2 separate regions of the Homo sapiens genome follow, and region 1 is linked to region 2. Evidence: chromatin loops called from intact Hi-C (ENCODE). Cell type or tissue: PC-3. All regions are shown on one strand. Each heading gives the region's core, and the rest is flanking DNA. Links, peaks and the distances in the headings are about the cores only. Region 1 overlaps LOC107985978 (a long non-coding RNA gene). Region 2 overlaps CPS1 (carbamoyl-phosphate synthase 1).

The links. A loop is a pair of places that touch in the nucleus more often than their neighbours do. Peaks named below come from ENCODE experiments on the same cell type or tissue, not always from the same donor. Only the 100,000 strongest peaks of a DNase experiment are listed, where the experiment ranks them.
Region 1: a loop joins it to region 2, with 3 times the contacts of the local background. A loop is called at or near these places in 2 of 110 quality-filtered maps.

What each region holds. Positions count from the first base shown.
Region 1 is chr2:211,082,000-211,090,343 of GRCh38, forward strand. All of the region lies in intron 3 of LOC107985978 (a long non-coding RNA gene), which reads left to right. Among named protein-coding and RNA genes, the nearest start is that of CPS1-IT1, 470 kb to the left of the region's middle. In PC-3, for the core only: a CTCF peak has its summit at 3,265 (motif pointing right); a DNase peak (open chromatin) is centred at 3,242; H3K27me3 peaks cover 980 bases.
Region 2 is chr2:210,659,372-210,667,715 of GRCh38, forward strand. CPS1 (carbamoyl-phosphate synthase 1) reads left to right here. Exons shown (of 38, transcript NM_001875.5): 32 at 1,114-1,284; 33 at 3,752-3,826. Among named protein-coding and RNA genes, the nearest start is that of CPS1-IT1, 46 kb to the left of the region's middle. In PC-3, for the core only: a CTCF peak has its summit at 4,358; no DNase peak of the experiment used is centred there.

The DNA of each region.
Region 1 (8,344 bases), core at 171-8,170, 420 kb after region 2:
CCAGGTGTTAAATATAAGCAGAAAACCCATGACTACTGGGTACTTGAGGAAATCCTCTAACATTAAAAATAGAGGAAAAGGAAAAGAAAAGAAAATGGGAAGTATGCAGGGAAAGACAACATTTTTCAAAAGCTTGTCTCGAATGTACTCGGGAGAGGAAACATAAATTAACCTATCAATCCAGGAAGTCTAATATCAAGGCATAAGAATTTTAGAGAAAATGGGAGCCAGGCACGTGGCTCGCGCCTGTAACCCTAGCATTTTGGGAGGCCGAGGCGGGTGGATCACTTGAGGTCAGGAGTTTGAAACCAGCCTGGCCAACATGGTGAAACCTTGTCTCTACTAAAAATACAAAAATTAGCCGGGTGTGGTGGCATGCACCTGTAATCCCAGCTACTCAGGAGACTGAGGCATGAGAATCGCCTGAACCCGGGAGTCGGAGGTTGCAGTGAGCCAAGATTGTGCCACTGTACTCTAGCCTGGGTGACAGAGTGAGACTCCGTCTCAAACAAACAAAAGAGAAAAGGGAGATGAGGAGGGAAATCAATGAACTCATTCCAGAAAAGTTTTTCAGAAGAGAAGGAAGTTTTCAGATTGAAAGAGCTCAGTGAATATCCACCAAATAGATTAAAATAGACATGCAACAAACCTATTGTCATATAAATCCAGAGAATTCAAGACAAGCTCCCTAGAAGTTTATAGAAAGAAAAAAATAATAGTTACTTACAAAAGAGTAAGAATCATAATATCTTTGAACCCCTCAACAAGAACAGTGGAAACTAGAAAGTGGTGGAGGAAGGCTCTCAATATTCTGAGGGGAAGTAATTTCCTAACTTGAATTATCTATGTAACCAAACTATTAAGAATGAAAGGACAACAAAGATATTTCATCAGGCAAGGTCTCAAAATTTTACCTCCTTATACCCTTTCTCAGAACATGTTCCACCATATAAAAGAGTGATCCAGAAGAGAAGTGAGCACGAATTAGGGAAAGTACAAGATCCAAACCCACAAAGATGATATAACCAACAAAGATCATAAAGATGCCAGCTCTATACCAAGCACAGAGGCAACAAGTTCAGACTGAAGCAGATCAGAAGCTTCCAGGAGAGAATTCTTCAGGAAGATTCACTGGTAGAATACCTGCAGTCTTTGGATGTTTTGAGAGAATATATAGGCAATGAGGTAAAAGCATTGAGGTTGAATATGTTTTTAAAAAGAATGGAAAACTAAGCTAATAAAAAAATAAGGCAATCAGTAATCTCTCTCTGAAGAGATATAGAAAGGAAGTTCAGGCTGTAGATAAAGTGAGGAAAGGAAAGAAAACAGATTTCTCACTTCCATAGTGGGATATGCACTCCACCTTATTTAAAGGCATTAATGTAACAAGTAAAATAATCATCGGCAAAAGATCAAAGTAGTTGTTTCTGAGGGCTGGGAAATAGGGGAAAGAAAGTTTGGACTGTTATTTTTTGTTTAAAAGAAAACCTTTTTGAAATTTTTGACCTTCTAAATTATACAGATCTATAATTTCTTGTAACATGTAGGGTAAAATTAAAGGAAAGGATCAAAGATGCAAAGGGACAACAATATCACCAGAGTGCAACTAACAGGGTGCCAAATATAGTATTGGATACTGAGCTAAAATACTAGTAATATCTATAACTATGTAAGCATTGAATAATATATATAAAGAGACACACACACATATATATTCCAAAGCCAACTGAAAAGACCAGAAAGATTAATGAATTTTTATGTACATAAAGCTTCTTTTAAATGCCCCAAATCCTACATAACAGATATGTGTGTGTGTGTTTGTGTGTATGCGTATGTGTGTGTGCACGCACATGTGTGTGTCTTCTTTTAAAAGTTCCAAAGTACTGCTTTTACTCTGAATAATAAGGGTTGGATTACCCAATGTATGTCTTTATGGATGAGACCAAAATTTGTAATATATCTTATTTGGTGTGTATCAATGCATTCATTGTCAGATCCCTAGAGTTTTAAAGTGTCATTCACCTATCCAGTAGTTGCAAATACAAATAGAGACTTTTTGTATTTGTTTTATGCTAAGACAATGAAGAAAATATACTGGGTCTGAAATGTTTGCCTAGGGTCGAAACTAATTTTAGATATTTAATATTTTATATAATTTGTAATCACTGGGTACTTCTTGACTTCTTAATTTGCTTAACCAATTAATTAATAATAATTAGAAAATGAGTAAAAAAAGTAAGAAAAGATTTATGTAAAATACCAGTTTAATGAGTAAAATATCTTATGAATATTAATTCATTTTTAAGATAAAATGGTTTACTAACCAGAATATTCCAACAATTGTAAGTGTTGAGGATTTGGTTTCTTATTAGTTTTCATAAATGCTAGAAAAAAGTTTGAATGATATAAAGGATGTCTTCAGTTATTCTTTCTGCTAGTCACTCTTATCACAAACCTAAAGGAGTCGTATAGAAGTAAAGAGGCTGATTCAACATAAATAAGCTTATTCCTTTGAAAAGAAGCTTTGTCAGTTGCAAGGACACCATTGTCTCCAAAGACAAAGGCATGAACTCTTAGTACCCTGGACATACAAGGAATATTACATTTCAAAAAAATCCTGCAGAAATGACCCTGGAAAATTGTCTTAATGTGGAAACAGACCAACACAATTAACTTGTTTAAGTAACGGCAGCTGTGTCCTAAAGTGGTTATAGATGAGAATAAACACACAGAAACAGAGTCCCAATTAATCTCTAAGGGCATAGCAGATATATCTCATAAGAGAACTGTCTAATTTTCTACAAAATTTATTATTTCTAGAAAAAGATAAATTTTACACTAAATTTATCCATTACTTTTAATTTTAAAAATACAGCCATCCCTATCTTCCCTGTCATAATTATTCTCCTTTTTAACACCACATAATGAGGAAAAAGCAAATCAGTTGTGTCATTATACCTTACTGCTAAACAGAAGCAACACAGCCATTAATGACTTTAACATATATTCATGTTTTCCTGGCCACTGGGAACTTCATTGATCTGTTTCTCCTTGAGGAGGCAAAACATGTCTGTTAATAACATGATTCTGAATTTCCTTCTCTGGCTGTTTATATTCAGAACAAAATTTTCAAGTACAGCGTTAGAGGTGAGGCACCTGAGAGAAAAGGTGTCTTTAAAAGGGTGAATGGCTCCAGGATGATTTGTTCTCACCTTTTCCACCCCAAGCCATATGCCTGCCTTCATTACAAATCAATCCACCAGGTGGCGATATAAATATGTAACACTTCAAAAACAGTGACAGAATTTTTAAATATGAAACAAAGGGTTCATAATTTCTATAAAAAACACAGCACTAAGAAATTCACTAAGTATTGTGATGCTGAATTTGGACGATGATTTTAATCTGAGATCTGAGAGTTTAGGTAATTATCAGATACTTAGTTTAGTAATTTAAACTCCTAGCACCCCCTAAAAAAAGATGGATTGTTAATCTTGCTTGAACCACTTAGCTAATTGTTTCAGCTCTCGATTTTTTCTTGTCAGTTCAGGATAGTCTTGGTCAAGTTACTTAACCTCTTCATATCTCGTATAGTCTTGTAATGTGAAGAAGCACTAATAAGTTTGATTATAAAACACTGCAAATTTTAGTGCTGAAGACTACATTGCTTTGAAGTCACCAGAAGTGTGACAAGTGTTCAGACAAGTACATAATTAAACTGTCCAAACTGCGTTAGCTATTGATGGCATTTAACTAGGGCTGACTTTTCCTATCAAACTATGAGTCTGAATTATAGTGGCTTCTGTAACTCCCAAAGAATTTACCAGAGTAGAACTGGGAGAGGGCGTTTAAGTCTGAAAGCTCATGTGTGTCTTTAATGACAGTAATTAAAACCATCAGATTGAAATCTCATCAATTTCTTCTTTTGTTAGAAGAAATTATAACTCTGTCAATTAGTGTTTAAGGAAAATGTTGAATGGCATTACACACAATGACAAATCAATAGCACTATAGTTAAAAATGGAATCCTTTTTGGAACTTGAATGTCCTATTCCTTACCACTCCTCAATGATAACTGAAGTCACATTAACATCTGTGCCTGAATTTCACCGATGCCAAGCTCTCACCTGCTCCTGTAAGAATTTTATTACTACATAAGTGCTTCAGAGAATCCTCAAGATGTGATTTAACTGCATTCCAAACTAAGCCTGGTTATTGTTCACAATCCCTGGTAGCGGAGCCTGATCCTTGAAGCTGCTAGTAGCCCCTAGAGCACAAAGGGGCCACTTAAGCAGAACTGCTTTGCTTCCTCTCATCTGAGATACCAGTGACCCTTTCGTACTAGAAAAGTAGAAATCACCTCAATTATTTACCACAAAGGGAATTTAATGTAGGGAGGTAGTAACTTAAGTGATGTAAGTACTGAGAATTCCAACAGGGGATCCTGAAAAACCCTTAAGATTAGCAATAGCAGCAAGTCATTGTGCCCCTAAACTGGAAGGACAAGGAGGAAATGATATAATCAGAATTTGGAATCATGGTTATAAGGTGGAGGTTGAAATCGCAGAAGGTGAATCTATCAGGGAATGGATTCATGGAAGAGGTACAATCTCTGCACAAGAAGCTGCCAAAAGCAGAGAAAAGGTCAAGAAATACTTAGATTTCTTTCTCTTCTTCCATTTTTTCCCCACATACTTTTTATTGTCTTTATTCAACTGGAAGCCAGCTGACATAGGAACTGACAAGGGGGAACGCATGATGCTGCAATACAGGGTATAGCTGATGGAGAGTGACAGATGATCGGAGGGCAAATAGATGCTGTATCTGGATAAGATTGGCTGCTGTTGTTGGGACTGATGCTCGCCAAGCCTAGACTCTTAAGCTGCAGACTCAGACAGCCCTGCTGGCTGGCAGCTGCTTCTGTGTCACCCACTCTGCTTCCAGGGGTTTGAGTTGTGTGCCCTACTTTTAGAACAGAAGTTGGTAAAATTTTCTGGAAAGAGCTTCAGAGTAAATATTTTAGATTATGGGCCATACCATCTCTATCACTACTCAGCTCTGCTGTTGTAGCACCAGAGCATCCATAGGCAGTCAGTAAACAAATGAGCGAGGCTGTGTTCCAATAAAACTTGGGGATTTTTGTTTTTTGTTTTATTTGTTTGTTACAAAAACAGGTGGAAGGCTGGGTATGGCCTAAGGGCCATAGTCTGCTAACTTCTCTAAAACAACTATTACTATTTTTTCAGGACTCAGGACATTTCAATGCAAATTCAAGGGAGTAATATTCCTTTCCTTTATGATGCATGGTTAAGAGAGTTTCATAGGAGAATTCCTTGACCTCAGAGTATTAGAACCATAACAAGAGTCTTATTTCTCAACCTTACAACATAACCAATGCTACATTTATTTATCTTTTAAGTCACATTATAGTAGACTTGGGGTCAACATGTCAACAGCTGGTCAGGGATGGCAGCACTAGTCATTTTGGAGGCTAGCATTTACTCCTAGAGTCACAGAAAAATGTGGAAGTATAGAGCGTTGAGAAAAATGCTTTCAGTCTTTATGCTGTCACTGTCACCAATGATATTCTCATTATTCAAGCAACACACTACCTTGAAGTCTGGCAACTCCACACAAGCGGAAGGATAACAGGGTGGGGAGAGTTTTATATTCAACTCCCACACTCCACAATTCACACTGGTCTCCAGTCAGTAGACCATGTTGCTGAGTGGGATTCCTGTGCTGTGATCCTTTGTCCCTGAAGCAAGCTCTTTCTTGAAGATCTCCCTGAATAGTCCAGGAGGGTTGTATGTACAGGAGATGTATGTACAGGGTTGTATGTACAGCTGTACTTAAACAGCTTTATTTGCCATAGCTCAATCCTAGTGGAAACCCAGGTTCCTCTTCGTTAGGGACAGTCATTACTTTGTTTTTGTTTGGTTTCAGTCCTTAATTCAATCAGAGACAATAAAAAGACTTTGGAAGACAGAACACCTTCCAATTCCTTAGCTTGGGCCTATCAGAGTCATGATTTTAGCTGAATTAGGACATCTGTTATGCTTTATTTGGCTTTATAGTCATCTGATAACTTCCTAAAGGTACTCAGAAGCAAGTGGGTATCCTATGTTTGATTTTCAAGACAGGTTTGTAAACCCTCCTGTACATACTTGTGGTTCAAGGCTGATGAAAAATCATTCTGATTCTAAAGAACTTGTTTTAAAGGTAGAGAAGTTAGTTTTAGGATGAACTAATTGGTGGTTGGTGTAGGATTTGGGGAGTGGAATTTAGTTGAATTCGGCTGTTTGCATCTGCTTGTTAATGCACTTCACTGCTTTTTTCTGCAATTAGAGAAATTTAAGCTTAGATGGCCTAGAAAGAACTCTGTAATTAATCAGATTCAATGTGGATGTTGGAAAAGCAGTAAAAAGTCTGGGAAAAAAGGAGGCAAGTAAAGTGGACCTAGAGATTCATGAAATAAGCTGATTACATTTGTTACAGATTTGTTATACCTATATTATAGGTTTGTTGATTTATTACAGATTTGTTATATATTCTGTCAAAAACAAATAAGCCAAAACATGCCAAATAGATATTTTGTCCTTTTGGTCATTCTCTAGGGAACAGTATGTCCTAGCCTGTTTTGCAGGGATTTAGGTTACAGCTATGTATGGCAACATACATACAGTCACATTAGAGCACATACACTAGTCTTGCCCAAGCTTGGCCAGTGTGATTCAGTTCTCCTATTCAGATTTGCATATCCCCTTAATTTCTGGGGAAGACACTTTAAGGCGTGGACATGATCAGTAGTTCTTTGTCCAGTGACTTTCTCCCATACTGCACAGGATTGGGTTTCTATTTAAATATGTCAGGTCAAAAACTGAATGTGTAGCAATCAGTGTGTTCGATATGACAGAATTCTTGAGAGCAAATCTGGTTTCAGAGGTTTGTATTTCTGTACAATTGATAAATACAGTAAACAAGGAACTAAAGGCATGGAGTCAGGGGAAGGAGTCTATGAGATTACAAAACAGGATAGAAGCCAGAAAAGAAGGATTTGTAAGAGCTCCATTCATGTGTTATATTGTATAAAATGAAATAGGAAAACTGTGAATAAGGCAGTAAATGCATGTCAGGATTTGGAATAATTTTATTACCCACTAGAGTTACACTCTTGTGTATCTCGATATTACCAGTTCTTTTCAGAGTAATATGCACTTTAAATTTTTCTCCAATGATACGAAGGCAATATTCTGAACAATAGTTGCTACTATTTCAGGACTTATAGTTTTTACTTTTATTTTTGTTTTAGTGAAGTCAGCAGTTTCCAAAGAGTAACCTAAAGCTATGTTTAGATTCATCTTCGGTAGTCAACTTTTTAAAACAGAGCACAAAGCATGGGTTGAAAGAGGGAAAAATAAGGCCACTTTTGAATAGAAAGTAGAATAATATCATAGATATTAAAAAGGAATGTTCATTGTGTTTTCTTAGTTTTCATGAAATTACAAATACATACTTTTTGTAGCTAGGACTGGCTTTCAAAATATAGAGTGTATGAGCCTTATGTACAGTCATACCATAAGATCTTTGACTCCAAGTTTGGAAGGGACAGTTTTTTCAGAGTCCTTCCTTTATCACCCAATTAAGAATCAGCTTATTATAATCCTGACAGAAGTACAGACAGCTTCTGCTTCAAATGCCTGCGGGGATAAGGACCACACAGAGTTTCACAAGATTACTCTATACTGAGGTGGAATGTTTTATATGGATATGGAGCCAAAATCTGTTTACTTGTAGTTGATACTACAATAATATTTACGGGACATTATTACCCAGAATAATTCATCTTTTACCCTGAAGTTTTCCAAATATTAGGGAAGTAACACTGTATTGGAGGTACAGGCTGAATTGCTGTTCCAGTGCCTCTTATAAACATATAACTCAGAGAAACATTCCAAGACTATGTCTTAACCGAGCTCGGTCTTATTAAAGAATCACATGTTAGATTCCAAGCAAATTTATTATTTAAATAAAAGCTAACTTGTTTATTTATACATAACTTAAATGGTCCTGTATCTTTTTTTAACCATACGTTCTTTTTAAGTCAGTGCACACAATCTGTTTACATAGCCCCTTGGTCTGATACGAGAAATCTTGCTTCACAGTTCACATCACTGGGGGAATACTGGTGGAGACAAAAGAGAATGGGAAATGATATGCTTAGTACTATATATTTTATTGAATCTAACATGTCATTGATTATGAGATACACCTTTATTTTATGAACTGCTTTGGATCCATGAAGTAGGATATTTATTAATTTGAAATATTACATAGCTAAATG
Region 2 (8,344 bases), core at 287-8,286:
AGACTTTTTAACAGCCCACTGTTGTGGGAATTAATTTACTCCTACCAGACTCTGATTATCCTTTTTAATTTAGGTGAAGGATGCTACCCCAACAGGATAGCATTAATTTATTCATGAAAAATCCACCCCTCGGACCCAAACACCTCCCACTAGTCTCCAGCTTCCATCATGGCCACACTGGGGACCAAATTTCAACATGAGTTTTGATGGGGACAAACCACATCCAGACCATAGTAGTAACCAGCATTGATTTACCTCCTACTCGCAGTCATTTGGTGGCTGCAAAAATGTATTAAGCAAGCCTCTGCTCTCAAAAAATACTGTAATTTAGTGAAGGTTGGGAAGAAGGTAAATTTGTAGAAAACTATAAAGTAGAGTATCACAGTTGCTAGAGGGGATGTACAAATAAAATGGTATTGGAATTATAGAGCAGAGAGAACGTATTTGCCAGTGTGTGTGCATGAGCATGTATTTGAGCATCCTATGCTTGGTTAGGGGTAGATCATAAAAGACTTCAAGGTAGATTTTGTATTGTGAACTGGATCTCGCAAAACGGTTGGAATTTTGACAAGTTAACGATGGTAGAGAGATTATTACACATAGATAGAACATCATCTGTAAAGGTGAGAAAAGAGCATATTTGGAGAGAGTAAATAGTTCAGTTGAGTGAGATGATTTTACTGAGTAAAATGGGTGAACTGGGAAAGTAAGATTGAGGCCAGGAGGGTAGTATAAGATAAAGACAGTGAGGTCTCCAATGAAGCAAGAGGACAGAAGGCCTTCAGGGACTAGACTTTAATCTGAAGCCAGTGGACATCCAGTGAAGGTTTTCAGGAGGGGTATGGCATTATTTGAGCTCTGCATTAAACTAAACCTGTCAGCAGTGCATGGGAATGCAATTTGGAAAAAGGCATGAAAGAAAGTTAGAGTTCAAAGATACTGACTGAAAGTATCAGGAAAAATCCAAGCAGTAAGGAGAAAAGAGACAAGATTAGCAAAACAAGAGCTGGTCCCCAGTTAATAACAGCTGGAAACCAGTGGTAGAGAGAATATTAATATTGTTGTTACTGGCTCTCAATGTCCTCTTTCTCATTTTGAATTTTATCTCTTCAGGTGATTGAGTGTAACTTGAGAGCTTCTCGATCCTTCCCCTTTGTTTCCAAGACTCTTGGGGTTGACTTCATTGATGTGGCCACCAAGGTGATGATTGGAGAGAATGTTGATGAGAAACATCTTCCAACATTGGACCATCCCATAATTCCTGCTGACTATGTTGCAATTAAGGTAACATTTTCAAAAATTTATTAGTCATTTTATGAGTTCTAGTGAAATTAAAAGAACAATTTGTCATCAAAAATCTTGTTACTTTTAAAACCTTCTAACTAAAGGGTTGGACTAGGGATTTACATTTCCTTTCAATAATGTACTGCAGTTGTACTATAGGCAACTTTATGTGAACTGTTGTACATTTCAAAAAAATTTTTAAAACCATCTAGAATTGTATAACTTCAAAATCAATTAGCTGAGTGAATTATAAGCTTTTTGTGCAGCTGACACATGATGGTGCTAGTTTAGCTGGTAAATAGAAATCCAGGACACACCTTGTTAGGATAAAGCTTGAATTGTGCCAACTCTTACATGACTTTTGTAAAAAGGGTTAGCCTGTGGGGTTGATTAAATTCCTACCACATTGACCACCTTTGCTTAGTATATATTTTCTTCAGTGGCATGATTTTTCCATTTGAAAAATTGAGACAGCTGTTGCTGTATATGGTGCTGTGCGGTTGTTGAAATTGATGACACCTTTATAAAGAGTGACCAGGAAAATTTAAAGTTTGTTCACTAATTTCCAATACATATGTATATTTTAAATAATACCTTAATAATAAAGCCATTGTGATCTCCTAGCTGCATCAGTATGATGGTGCACAGAATTATGACCTTTAACTACTTGGCTGGACAGGCATGAGGATTAGTGATATATAAACGTATTTGAATTACGTAGATGAAGAGCACAATGAAATTAATATATTTATGTAACATTAATATTGATATATTTATGTAAAATTGACAAATTTCTGATGTTTTCAAAAGGTTTCCGTTCCTATATGTACTAGTGACTTCAACCATAATTGTGTTACAGCTCAGACTTGGACTTTTGACTTTTATGATGGGAACTTTAAGTTGAAGTTGTGAATTAAAAATCTTGTTTAAGCTGATAATGTAGGATGCCTTGAATTTTATAGTGCATTGAGATGGAATGTGACTTTTTATGTTGGGAGGAGAGGTGGCATTTTATTCATGGAGACTGTGACAAACATATATTGTTAAATCTTTTAGTAGAAAAATAGAGAAATTTTTTTTGAGACCAACGATTAGTAGCCACTGAAAAATATTTTTTTCCACTGGAGATTCTATATATGGATTTTAAGTTCATGTTTCTTTATTCATAGTTATAGGAGTATGCTTATTTCTTTTAGTAAATTGATATATGAATTTTTAACTAAAAATAATATTGATGGATAGATATGCTTTTTTTTTTTTTTTTTTTTGAGACGGAGTCTTGCTCTGTCACCCTGGCTGGAGTGCAGTGCCATGATCTCAGCTCACTGCAACCTCTGCCTTCCGGGTTCAAGCAATTCTCCCCCTCAGCCCCCCAAGTAGCCCCCAGGTAGCTGGGATTATAAGCACATGCCACCACGCCCAGCTAATTTTTGCATTTTTAGTAGAGATGGGGTTTTGCCATGTTGGCAAAGTTGGTCTTAAACTCCTGACCTCAGGTGATCCACCTGCCTCGGCCTCCCAAAGTGCTGGGATTACAGGTAGATATGCATTTTTTAAATGCACTGTATCTTCTAGCTTACTCATTCCCTAGTTAGCTTTGTATATAAATCTTAGTTTTTTTCAAATTACTTAGTAATTGTCAATCTTAATAGCCCTAGTGAGGCTAATTGGTATCAACAGATGGGGAAATAGGGAAGCTGAAATGCAGAAATATGTAACTTGACCAAGATGATCCAGTGAAATGACTCCCAAGCTAGAATTCCCATCATAATTTAGAATGGGTGCCAGAATCAATGGAGCAATTGATAAAATTCCTCCATGTACCAGATAAGTGGACACATAGCGAGAAACAAGAACTTAGTTTTTCATGAATTGCATCAGTAAAATAAATGAAAAGGAGGCACTCCTATACTCTAGTTCATATGAAAGTTCTGCACAAAGGTGTTTCCAAGCAGAATGTTTTTCAAAGCTTTTAAGAGGTGTCAACAACAGTTTAATGCCTCAGAAACTGGCTTACAGACAGCCATTTCTGGCAAGGTGGCTTGTTGCAAGTTCAAATGATCAGAACAAGAAGAGGAATGTTTCCAAAGCCTATCAAAGAGAAAAAAATGTGTTTGAACTCTGTCTGGAGAGACCAATGCCCAGTGGACTTTGAAATCATTCCAATAGGAATATGCATGGGCCAGATTAGAAACACTGGTCCAGACTGGTCTCAGGCGCCCTATTTACAGAATTAATTTGTGATTATTTAACCTAAAGTTTTGGCCAAGAGCTCAAGAAATTCTTGGAATGGAGTTTTAAAGCCATCTTTCAAGTCGGATGCTTGGACCCAAGAGATTTTTTACATGTCTACTGTAGCCTAAGTGAACTCTGTGAGAGATGATTTGCTAATATATTTATCCTCTCTTATTCATTTTCTACTTTTCCCTCACATAATTTTTCTCCCTGTTTTTTTTTTTTCCAACAGGCTCCCATGTTTTCCTGGCCCCGGTTGAGGGATGCTGACCCCATTCTGAGATGTGAGATGGCTTCCACTGGAGAGGTAACTAGTTAATAATCCATGGAAGCTTTCATTAAATCTACTTTGAAATCTATGGTTTTATGATTTGAATACAGTAAAATAAAGGGAATAAAAACATCTGCTATCAGAGTAAGACTCAAAGAGCTTATGAATTTTGAATTTAAAAAATATTTTACTTCTATTTTGAATAGGGTCTAAATTCTTATTTATATTTTAACATGGGAATATAATACATGTGTTACTAATTCATTTTCACATGAGAACATCTTCCAGGTATTTATCTAGACATCCAAGTAAATATCTTCTGTGTCTTACTTTTTATTTAAAGGTTCTCGGGTCTCTCTGTAACAACACCTCATTCCCTGCCTTGCTGCCATGAAATTAGATCATTTGATTTTTACTAGTAATATGGAGAATGACAGCATTATAAAGATCATAGACCTAAACATTGTGGAATCTGCAGATACATGCAAAATTTTAGGACTACTTTTAACCTCCTGGGGATTATCTAAAAACTATAATGGAATCGGCCACTGGATGTCCCTCTTCACTTGTGTTGGGGCTGTGTCAGCTGAAGGTTTCTTTAGGATTGTGAAATGTGTTTCTTGTAAAGAGCTGTCAGATTCTAGAAAGTTCTCTCCATGTCAGTGTCAGGACATTTTATGAATCACCTAGCCCTTGACAGACTTACTAGATACAAACTTCAGATTCTCATCAGTGCATATCCGAGTGGCAATATCAGACTGTGAGCCATCATTGTTTCCTCTTGGTATTAAGGAAAACCTAAAAGGATAAAATACTTAATTGCAACAAAGTACGTGATGTTTTATATGGTTGCCTGGTTACAAGCAAGATCTGTGATGAGAAGCCAAGTGAGACAAGAAGGCAGGCAGTCAGGAATAAATGGCTGTCCTGTTTGTATTTGGACTCTTAGAAAGGGGACTCTTTGCCTCTTTGTTGCTTCTTTTAATTTAAGGGCAAAAAAAACCTTACTTTTAAATGAAGGCACTATGTACGTTTCATCTCCAGTCGGTTTAAGGAGACAGTCTTCAGGTTCTTCTTGATCCCATGGTCGCTACTACTAGTAATGCTGATTTTAGATGGCCCAGGGTTCAGATCAGAGAGAGATCTATTTTCCTTCATACTGTTTTATTTTTCTTTCTTCCTTTTTTTTTTGAAACGGAGTTTTGCTCGCTCTTGTTGCCCAGGCTGGAGTGCAACGGCATGATCTCAGCTCATTGCAGCCTCCACTTCCTGGGTTCAAGCGATTCTCCTGCCTCAACCTCCTGAGTAGCTGGGATTACAAGCATGCACCACCACGCCCGGCTAATTTTGTATTTTTAGTAGAGATGGCGTTTCTCCATGTGGGTCAGGCTGGTCTCGAACTCCTGACCTCAGGTGATCCGCCCGCTACAGACATGAGCCACCGCAGCCGGCCCATGCTGTTTTCTTTAGCATGGCAAATTTGTTTTCAGTGGTTATGTTCATTCTGCATCCATACATATGTTATGGGAGTTATTGAAATATAAAAATAAGAAAGAATGAGAAATTCAGCTCCCCTTTGTTATATCTGTTTCTCAAGTATAAAGAGAATTTTTCTTCCATTATTTGAAAGAGTCGTTAATTCCAAGTGTCATACAGTATAATATTACGAGGTCTGTTTTATTACTGACATCAGAATTCTAGCTTAGTAAAATCTTAATTATGCTTCAAAGAGACATTTTCAGTGTCCAAATGGCTTGTTGTAGGATTAAATAAACATTCAGCTACTGATATAAGTAAGGGGCATTTTATGTTCCTAGTGGTAAAGTGGGGATATTAGTCCTAATCTTTAATGGCACATTTAACTACTTTCTATGGTTCTGTAGAAAATTTTTAAAACCTCGTCTGTGTTGTTGCATCTGCACTATGATGGGATTACCCAATTCTTTTCAATAGAATTTGAGACTCATTAACTTAGGTTGACCTTATTTAAGTTAGTTGCCCAGTACTTGACTGAGTAAAATGTTCACTGTGGAGAGAAAAGCAGCAACCACATGTACTGGTGACCAGCTGAAGGTTATAGTCATAAGAACTTTTCTTGCACAGAAATTGTAATTTGCTTAAGAAATGAATTTAGCCATCAGTGGTTTTTTTTTTCTTTTTTTTCTTTTTTATTATTATTATACTTTAAGTTTTAGGGTACATGTGCACAATGTGCAGGTTAGTTACATATGTATACATGTGCCATGCTGGTGTGCTGCAGCCATTAACTCATCATTTAGCATTAGGTATATCTCCTAATGCTATCCCTCCCCCCTCCCCCCACTCCACAACAGTCCCCAGAGTGTGATATTCCCCTTCCTGTGTCCATGTGTTCCCATTGTTCAATTCCCACCTATGAGTGAGAACATGCGGTGTTTGGTTTTTTGTCCTTGCAATAGTTTACTGAGAATGACGATTTCCAATATCATCCATGTCCCTACAAAGGACATGAACTCATCATTTTTTATGGCTGCATAGTATTCCATGGTATATATGTGCCACATTTTCTTAATCCAGTCTATCATTGTTGGACATTTGGGTTGGTTCCAAGTCTTTGCTATTGTGAATAGTGCCGTAATAAACATACGTGTGCATGTGTCTTTATAGCAGCATGATTTATAGTCCTTTGGGTATATACCCAGTAATGGGATGGCTGGGTCAAATGGTATTTCTAGTTCTAGATCCCTGAGGAATGGCCACACTGACTTCCACAATGGTTGAACTAGTTTACAGTCCCACCAACAGTGTCAAAGTGTTCCTATTTCTCCACATCCTCTCCAGCACCTGTTGTTTCCTGACTTTTTAATGATTGCCATTCTAACTGGTGTGAGATGGTATCTCATTGTGGTTTAGATTTGCATTTCTCTGATGGCCAGTGATGATGAGCATTTTTTCATGTGTCTTTTGGCTGCATAAATGTCTTCTTTTGAGAAGTGTCTGTTCATATCCTTTGCTCACTTTTTGATGGGGTTGTTTGTTTTTTTCTTGTAAATTTGTTTGAGTTCATTGTAGATTCTGGATATTAGCCCTTTGTCAGATGAGTAGGTTGTGAAAATTTTCTCCCATTTTGTAGGTTGCCTGTTCACTCTGATGGTAGTTTCTTTTGCTGTGCAGAAGCTCTTTAGTTTAATTAGATCCCATTTGTCAATTTTGGCTTTTGTTGCCATTGCTTTTGGTGTTTTGGACATGAAGTCCTTGCCCATGCCTATGTCCTGAATGGTAATGCCTAGGTTTTCTTCTAGGGTTTTTATGGTTTTAGGTCTAACGTTTAAGTCTTTAATCCATCTTGAATTAATTTTTGTATAAGGTGTAAGGAAGGGATCCAGTTGCAGCTTTCTACGTATGGTTAGCCAGTTTTCCCAGCACCATTTATTAAATAGGGAATCCTTTCCCCATTGCTTGTTTTTCTCAGGTTTGTCAAAGATCAGATAGTTGTAGATATGCGGCGTTATTTCTGAGGGCTCTGTTCCGTTCTATTGATCTATATCTCTGTTTTGGTACCAGTACCACGCTGTTTTGGTTACTGTAGTCTTATAGTGTAGTTTGAAGTCAGGTAGGGTGATGCCTCCAGCTTTGTTCTTTTGACTTAGGATTGACTTGGCAATGCGGGCTCTTTTTTGGTTCCATATGAACTTTAAAGTAGTTTTTTCCAATTCTGTGAAGAAAATCACTGGTAGCTTGATGGGGATGGCATTGAATCTATAAATTACCTTGGGCAGTATGGCCATTTTCACAATATTGATTCTTCCTACCCATGAGCATGGAATGTTCTTCCATTTGCTTGTATCCTCTTTTATTTCATTGAGCTGTGGTTTGTAGTTCTCCTTGAAGAGGTCCTTCATGTCCCTTGTAAGTTGGATTCCTAAGTATTTTATTCTCTTTGAAGCAATTGTGAATGGGAGTTCCCTCATGATTTGGCTCTCTGTTTGTCTGTTATTGCTGTATAAGAATGCTTGTGATTTTTGTACATTGATTTTGTATCCTGAGACTTTGCTGAAGTTGCTTATCAGCTTAAGGAGATTTTGGGCTGAGACAGTGGGGTTTTCTAGATATACAATCATGTCGTCTGCAAACAGGGACAATTTGACTTCCTCTTTTCCTAACTGAATACTCTTTATTTCCTTCTCCTGCCTAATTGCCCTGTATTTACTCTAATGGTGGTTCTGTACCTGTGCCAAATGATGATATACATGGCAGAATTGACTCCTATCAGGTTCAAATATACCACTTGTTCTATAATTATGTTGGCTATTTGACTTGTAGTTATATTGTAGCACAATTACCGTAAACCTAAATGGAACTTCTGTATACTCTAACATTACTATATATGTTAGTTTGTTTGGAATTGTTTTTTCCCCATATGGCTGTGGTATTCAGGACTAGTAGCAGGATATTTTGTTTCACTTTATGAAAATGATGTTTTTAAAAAACAGGTTCCTTTGAGGTTTTCATGGAGTTATTAAATTTCTCAGAAGGCTGTCTCATAAGCTCTATGAAATGGCTCCAAACCAATTC